Regions from separate parts of the Mus musculus genome. Here region 1 is linked to region 2. Evidence: chromatin contacts called from ENCODE POLR2A ChIA-PET data. All regions are on one chromosome and are shown on one strand. The core of a region is the stretch at or near the end of the contact, and the rest is flanking DNA. Distances in the headings are between cores, read along the strand shown. Region 1 holds the start of E430018J23Rik (RIKEN cDNA E430018J23 gene). Region 2 holds the start of Zfp768 (zinc finger protein 768).

Region 1 (3,960 bases), core at 43-2,542, 48 kb after region 2:
AGGATAGGGTTGTGCACCGCAACAGTGGGGTGCCCCTGCTGAGAGTTCTTGAAAAGCAGCTCCAAGTTGCAAGAAGGGGAAGCAAAGGAGGGGCGTGGCTCCATAGGCCCAGCTTCTGGAGAAAGTATCTTCTTGGTTGCCTTGGTCTCTTCCCTTGGTCTCTTCCCTTCCTTCTCGTGCCTGCAATCTGCTGGGAGACCATGACAAAGCTCAGACTCTGACTCTACTGCCCCTCGATTCCCACAGCCCCACATGGAAACAGGGCACAGGAGGGGAGAGGCCACAGCATCTGAGCATGCGTGGTGCACAGATGTCCAGATGCAGCATAAAGAAAGGTGTCTGTGTGGTCCCCATTCCCAAGTGCAGTGAGCTAAGCACTTGTCAGAGGTGGACAGCAAGAACTGAAGGAGACTCCAGAACGCAGTCACAGAGATGGCAGCAGAGGAGTGGGAACGAGGGGCTACAACCTATACAGCCTAGTGACCCTGTAGATATGAGGTGAGAGCACTGGACAGAACCCTTTTCAGATGAATCCAGGGGCCAGCCATCATGGCTTTGGCCAAGAAACAGAAAAACAGGGAAGAAACTGCCAGGCAGTAAGTGCAGTCACTAGAAGACACCACACAGGCTGGCAACACAGAAGTTTCCCCAGGCAAGTACCCAGTCCTTCACCTGAGTGGACTTCTGTCCTGCACATGGCCACCTCTGGCTCCTGGGCACCGGGTCCCCACACTTCGGACTCTTCCTCCACCCAGCAGATGAGCGCTGGTTTGTCGCCCCCGACTTCTGGAGGGAAAGATAGCAAACCCCACGAGTCAGGTCGACCCACTTGTTACGACCACCCGTACCCAGGGAACTCCGATCCACCGCATGACCCACAGTGTCAAGGGCTACGCGAACCCAGGCGGCCAGGAAGGTTCTCACCCAGAGAGGCCAGGAGACCATAGGTCTCGCGCATCACCTCTCGGTACAGGGTTCTCTGCGCCGGCCGCAGACACCTCCACTCCTCCGGGGAGAAGTACACGGCCACGTCCGCGAAGCTCACAGTCCCAGGCTTAAGGAATGCAGGCCAAGCGGAGGCCCTTTCCGGGGCCATCCGCGGCGCCATGGGGACTCCCCGCACTGTTCCGTGATCTGCCTGGCGTCCCCTGGATCGCCTGCCAGATCCTAGGTTGCCGCGGTGGGGTACCAGGGCTGAGAAAGGACATATATCAGGTCCGTGAGCACCCTAATGTAGGTGAAAATTGAAGATTCCTAGAAGCAGGTACAGATGCAAGACGTGGTGATGAACTCATAGAAATGGTAGCAGTATTTGTGCATAAACGTGTGGGGGCGGGGCGGGGCGGGGCGGGGCGGGGAGTAACAAGAACCTTGATCCCTGGGGTCCCGCCCAAGGTTACGTCACCGGATTTCCTGGGTCATTGTTTTCTAGCCCTCATCCAAAATGGCCAAAGTGTCTACAAGTGCCAATCTAAGACCAAGACTGAAGTGGACGTGCCTATGTGGGCGGGGACTCCAGGACCGCGAGTATCGTGCAGTTGAGGAATGGTACAGATTCTGTGTGTTCACACCACTCTCAAGTTAAGCTAGGTGGAAGCAGTCTGTGAATTTTGGGTTGGGGTAGAATCTGAGAAAACTCATTTCAGAGATAGAAGTTTAAAAATGAAAGCTTTATTTCTGTGCACGCGTATGTAGTGGCCAATTTGGGAGCTGAACAGCATCCCGGAACAGAGCTTATATAACGTTTTCATAGGATGAAAACACAAAGCAAGGGGGACTTGGGTGCACTGTTGCGTTAGTCAGTCTTTCACACAATGGGTTAAGCAAGGAAGTTAACTTTGGTGACTGGACCTCATCAGCGTCACTTTGTTTCAGGTTCCTTGATTTAGCTTTTGCAGCCAGGTCGCATCCTGGACTGGTCTGGAATTTAGAATGATAAGGGAACAATGGAGTGGGCAATCTGCACATTTATGACTTGTGTGCCTTAGTTTAGACAGCAAATAACAGCAACATCCCTCTTTACAGCCTTTACTGGATAACAAACATGAAACACCTAAAGTCACAGGATAGTTGTTAGTTCCAGCCTGGGATCCTGAACCCTGTCAGCAAGATGGAGGTCCAGCAATGGCTGGACTCAGGAATTAACAGGTGTTTGGTGTTTTTCTTCTGGTCAGTGTATTGTGGAGCCCCAGAAAGCCTGTGGCAGGAAGAATATTAATAAGCTAGAAAGTATAGCAGTCTCAGAGGTTGTTTCCACCAGCTTGGTCTACACATCTCAAAGTAGTTGAGAAATACTGTCCTTGACACATGTCTGAGATCATAGAGCTGGTCTTTGATCAGCCAGGACACTCGGAACATTCACGACCTAATCTTCTAAAACTCTACATCTGCCCATCTGGATTTTTTTTCCCCTTCACTTCCAGGAAGGAATTAAAGTTTCTGGGAAGATTGTGAGATTCCCATGAAATATCCAAGAGAGGAATGAGGCCCTACTCACGGTCATATACATCCAGGTTTTCAGTCTGGTTCATTGCTATTTTAATATAAAATACCTACCTATGAAAGGAATCTTGGCTGGGCAGTGGTGGCACACGCCTTTAATCCCAGCACTTGGGAGGCAGAGGCAGGCGGATTTCAGAGTTTGAGGCCAGCCTGGTCTACAGAATGAGTTCCAGGACAGCTAGGGCTACCTAGAAAGCCTGTCTCGAAAAAACAAACAAAAAAAAAAAAAAAAAAGGAAAAAAGAAAGAAAAAAAAGAAAGGAATCTTATCTGTACTCAGCATCATTCACAGCAAATGTTAATTTGCTAAATTTCTTTCTTTCTCACTGGGGAGGCGCTTCAGCCAGACTTCAGGACAAGGGGCTATCTTCCTTTGTCATGCACCCATAATTTTCCCTGCCTTTCTTCTATGTCTTGGTGCAAATACATTGGGTCAAGATCAGGTTTCTGCTCACTGTACTAAACTTAAAGATGGAGCAGGTATGACTTCCCATGGCCCAGAGTGATTTCAGATCTCCCAGCAGATTGTGCCAAGGTCCGAGTGACACAGGGAGCTTCGGCTCTGGGAGGCTGCTGACAGTGAGTGCCCAGGATGCATGCGGTGCACAGCTATGGCAGAGCTTTGGTGGGAGTGCTGCTCTGGGCTGTCAGCTGCTGTCTTCAGAATGTGAAACCCATTGTTCCAAGCCCCTCTGCCTTTTAAAGTTTCAGTCGGATGATCAGATGTTATCTGATGGGCCTGACACCAGCATCCTCAGCGGCTGTGTGTCTGTCTGACGAGTGTTCATAACCAGAATACACAAAGAACTCAAAAAACAAACAAAAAAATCCACATATGACCCATTCAGAATAAGGGCATAGCATCTGAATACAGAGTTCTAAAGGGAAGAAATAGGAATGACTAAGAAATATCTCCAGAAATGTTCATCATCCCTAGCAATTACAGAAATGAAAGTCAAGACAATGTCTTTTGAGATTTCATCTGACCCCAGCCAGAATGGGAAAAAAATAAATAAACAGCTTAACTAACAATGAATGCTGCAGAGGACACAAGGAACGGGGCCACACATTCACTGTTGATGGGATGGAAAACTGGTCCAGTCAGCCTGGAAATCAACCAAAAAGCCTAAAAATAAATCTCCCACATGAAGGCAGCTCTAGCACTCCCTGGCATATGCACAGGGGACTGAACATGCTATTCCACAGGTACTTGCTCAGTCAAGTGTCTTTCTCTCTCTCTCTCTCTCTCTCTCTCTCTCTCTCTCTCTCTCTCTCTTTGTGTGTGTGTGTGTGTGTGTGTGTGTGTGTGTGTGTGTGTGTGTGTGTGTTGTGTGTTTGTTTTGTTTTGCTTTTTTCCCAGACATAATTTCTTTGTGTAGCCCAGGTTTCCAGGCTGGGCTCAAACTTACAGAAATCTTCCTGCCTCTGCCTCCCTAATGCTGGGATTAAAAGGGTTCAC
Region 2 (3,996 bases), core at 236-2,735:
CACAGTGTGGACATTTGTAGGGCTTCTGGCCAGAGTGGGTACGCTGGTGGCGGAGTAGGTAAGAGCTATCAGCGAAGGCCTTGCCGCACCTGGGACACTTGTAGGGCCGCTCGCCTGTATGCGTGCGCTGGTGTTTGATGAGGTCAGAGCTCTGGGAAAAGGCCTTGCTGCAAACCTCACATTTGTAAGGCTTCTCGCCGGTATGGATGCGCTGGTGCTGGATCAGGGTCGAGCCTCGTCCAAAGCTCTTCCCGCAGATGCCACAGATGTTAGGTCGAGGGCCTTGCCCACCCCTGGCCCGGCCACCCCTACGGCCTGGCCCACGCAGGGTTCCTGTCAGATTCAGTGGATTCTGGAGCATCTCAAACTGGGGTGCAGCCAGCAGAGCCCCCGAAGGCATGTCAAATGGAGGCAGCGCTCCTGTGGGCTGCTCCCCAAACCCTTGAGTAAAGGAATCCAGGGGGTGGACTCCTAGGGAGATGCTCAAGGGATTCTTTTCCTCGGGGCTCAGAGGCATCTCTGCACCTTCCTGGAATTTGGAACTTTGAGTTTCAAACTCAGGGCTATGGGTTTTGAACTCAGAATTCTGAACGCCATCTCCAGAGTTCTGCGGTTCATACCCGGGGCTCTGAGATTCATACCCTGGACTTTGAGATTCAAATTCGGGGCTCTTTGAACCGTACCCAGGGCTTTTGGGTTCATACCTAGGACTCCCAGGTTCACAGCCAGGGCTCCTGGGATGGCAGCCAGGGCTTCGGGGCTCATACTTAGGACTCTGGGATTCAAACTCCGGGCTCTGAGGATCTGATTCAGGACTTCTGGGTGCAAACTCAGGGCTTGGGGGCACAAACCCAGGGCTTCGGGATTCAAACCCTGGGCTTTCAGGCTCAAACCTGGGGCTCTGGGATTCAAATTCTGGGCTTTGTGGCTCAAACTCTGGGCTTTGGGGTTCAAGCCCAAAAGGTATTTCTTCAACTTCATAGTCCCCATTGCCTTCTCGCTGAGAAATTTCCCCTTCTTCATTCTCACTTGTGTTGCCTGCAGGATCTGAGAATTACAGAAAATCCAGATTGAATGGGGGTCTGGAAGGTCATTGGGTCCATTAATTGTCCCAAAATTCTCTTCCCACTCCCCAAGCAGGGTCATTGGCCCCTACAAGTGAGGTGACAAAATGTACCACCTCCCCTCTAAAGACCCGGGGCACTCAGTCTCCACCCTCCACCCCACTTCCAAGTGTTTAAGATTCCGGCCTTATTTCCCTCCCGCAGGCCACAGCCCAGTTTTCTGGCACACTCCTAAGAGGCGCGGTCCTTCCCTCACCTTTGAGAGACCCTTCGGGGCTGCCCACTGCGTTGGGACTGTGCACATCCCGGGACTCCAGGCCCCACGACGACGCCTCCCGCTCCATCCCTGCCAGTTCCCAGTGCGGCGGCGGTGGCGATGGCGGACGATCCTACGACCCAGTTCGAGTGCCTGGAGCCCCGAGCCCTCGCCACCCGCGCGTTCAGAGCCTCCGAGGAGACCGGGCGGCCTGGCTTCGGCCGCGAAGGCCGGACGTCTTGACCCTGGGCCTCTCCGGCCCCGCCCCTGTCCGCTGCCCCGCCCCCCTCCCAAGGTCCCCGATTGTCTCGTGGCCCTCACCGGCCCCCGCGCGTCGTGGCCTCGGAGGTGAGGGGCGAGGCGACTCCTCCGGCCGTCCCCCAGCCACAACTCCCAGCCCGAGACCCTCTAGTCTCGGCCCCTAGCCCCGGCCGGGCTACTGCGCCCCTGCCCCCTCCCCCCGCACAGGAAGTGTCCGTCCCTGGCCAGTTCCCCCCGCTGGCTCGCGCCGCGGCCTCTCTAGGAGCGGCTGGAGGTGGAAACTCGTTGGCATTAACCCTGGACTGGATCTCCCGGGCCTCGGGGGGTGGGGGCGACCCGACGCCCCGGAGCCGGCGGGAAGGGCAACAGCAGTTTGTGTGTCTGTATCGCGGGTCTCGGCCTAACCGGGGACCTGTCTGCAGGTTTCTCCGACCATGTGCTGGCTACTGAGTGTGGCCAAGGGCGAAGCGGCAAGTGAGACCAAGGTCAGCGAGAAGGAGCGACGCTTCCCGGCGCCAGCGGGGGAGGCGGCTAGCTCCTCGCCTCAGCCTCGGGGCACTCGGACTGGCACCGGGAACGCGGACGGACGCCCGTTTGACCGCACAACCAGGCTCTGGAGCCCAGAGCCTGCTAGCCCGCCGAGCTACGACAGTGACACCCGCGCCCACTCCCCCCTCCCTCGCCCTCCCCTCCCCCTCCGCGATGCGGGCTCGTTGCCAGAGAAACAGCTCCGCCTCCGCGCCGCGAGGCACCGCCCACTCCTCCCAGGATTGGTTGTTGGGGCCGGCTGTCTCTGCTTCACCGTGGTCCCGGGGTCACCGTGGGTCCGGGCCGTGTAGAGCAGAGGGCGTTCAGGCCATTCTAACAGGATGCCCGGAATGCCTGCGGGAGTGAGAGAGGGAGGCGCCGGGCGTCTCCTCGCGAGCTCGGCCTGCGCTTTGTAAACTTTCCCCTGAGCCGTTTGTCCTGTATTAGGAAGAATGGAAGCCTAGGGCTCTTAGGGTAGACACCCTTCCTCCTCTGCTTTTCTCCCTTCTCGTTTCTTCTGCTCTCAGGTTTTACAGGTGCTGAGGGGCCACTCCAGAGATACTAACATAGGACGACCTTTAATTTCTTCCCTTTCCAAATCTTGTGTTTGATTCCTCGTTTCTTGATTTTCTCACAAGCGTGCGGGACAGTTCGGAGAGTGACACTGAAGAGTTCCAGAAGGGAAGGGGGAGGGGGAAGGGGAGAGAAGAGAAGAGAAGAGAAGAGAAGAAAAGAGAGGAGAAAAGAGAGAAGAGAAGAAGAGAAGAGAAGAGAAGAGAAGAGAAGAGAAGAGAAGAGAAGAGAAGAGAAGAGAAGAGAAAGAAGAGAAGAGAAAGAAGGAAGGTGGGCCAAACAGGCCCTTTTATAGCAAGCCAGACCTACCTGGCTGTTGCTAGGTAACTGTTGGGCGGAGCGTAGAAGGAATACCTGCAGATAGCCCTGGCCCCGCCCAGTCTGCGGGCCCTGTTCAGCCTTTCTCCCTGTCTCCCTGTGCTCTGCACTCTTCCAGATGGCTTTGGCTGTTCTCTCTCTCCTATCGACAATTAGAAATAAGATAAAGACTTTCCCCTAACTCTCGCATGGAACAGTCGTGTCGTCAGTATCATCTAATCTAATCTAATCTAATCTAATCATTTTCTACTCTTCTACTGAAGCAAGTTTGGTAGTCTTGACAGCTAACGAGCCAATTCGCTGCGCTCAGCTTCCTGCATACTATAATCAAGGGTTTTCACAGCCAGCAAGTTTGAAGATTCTGAAGACTCTGCTAAGCCTTTTGGGTGTCAGATGTCCAGATCTAGTAGTGATGTGTCTGTCCAGGAATGGTCTCTCTTTACCTCAGACTGGCCTTGACTTCTCTATGAACTGAGGATCCTCTTGTCCCCGTCTCCAGAGGACTGGGACTATATGTATGTGACACCATGCTCGGCCTTGTGAGTATGAGGCAAAGACTCCATCAACTGAGCTACACCCCTAGCTGCCTCCTCCTCTTTCTCTCCTCCTCCTCCTCTTCCTCCTCTCCCCTCCCTTTTCCCTCCCCCTCTCCCGCCCTCTCCCCCTCCTCTTCCTCATCTTTCTGTCTTCTTCTGTTTCTCCTTTTCTTCATAACCAAGTTGAGAACAGTCAAGTTGGCAGCCACAGTGCCTCTCCCAAGCAGATTTGTATTCACTCCCCCGTTGTTGAACTAGAAAAAAAAAATGTCCTTCAATAGCAGACACATTCAGCCATGGGTCACAACACCCTGCTTTCTGGGAAAACTGCTTTTATGCCCCTAGTTCAGACTACATGAACTTCTGGTCTTCATCTGAAGCATCAGAGCAGCTTCAGCCCATTCAGTGAGTTTCTCATATCCAATGACTGGGACCGAGATGCTGGCTTCATGGAGTCTGC

What was found. ChIA-PET counts read pairs that join two places held with the same protein, here RNA polymerase II (POLR2A).
Region 1: POLR2A ChIA-PET joins it to region 2 with 11 read pairs in Patski. The contact joins the promoter of E430018J23Rik here to the promoter of Zfp768 in region 2. POLR2A ChIA-PET finds 5 or more read pairs at or near these places in 2 of 5 experiments (Patski and embryonic stem cell).

The regions. Positions count from the first base shown.
Region 1 is chr7:127,392,329-127,396,288 of GRCm38, forward strand. E430018J23Rik (RIKEN cDNA E430018J23 gene) reads right to left here and starts at 1,293. Exons shown (of 3, transcript NM_198011.2): 1 at 925-1,293; 2 at 673-786; 3 at 1-187. The coding sequence starts at 1,108. It also overlaps a transcript of Zfp764 not described here.
Region 2 is chr7:127,343,829-127,347,824 of GRCm38, forward strand. It overlaps Zfp768 (zinc finger protein 768), which reads right to left and starts at 1,486. Exons shown (of 2, transcript NM_146202.1): 1 at 1,321-1,486; 2 at 1-1,047. The coding sequence starts at 1,408.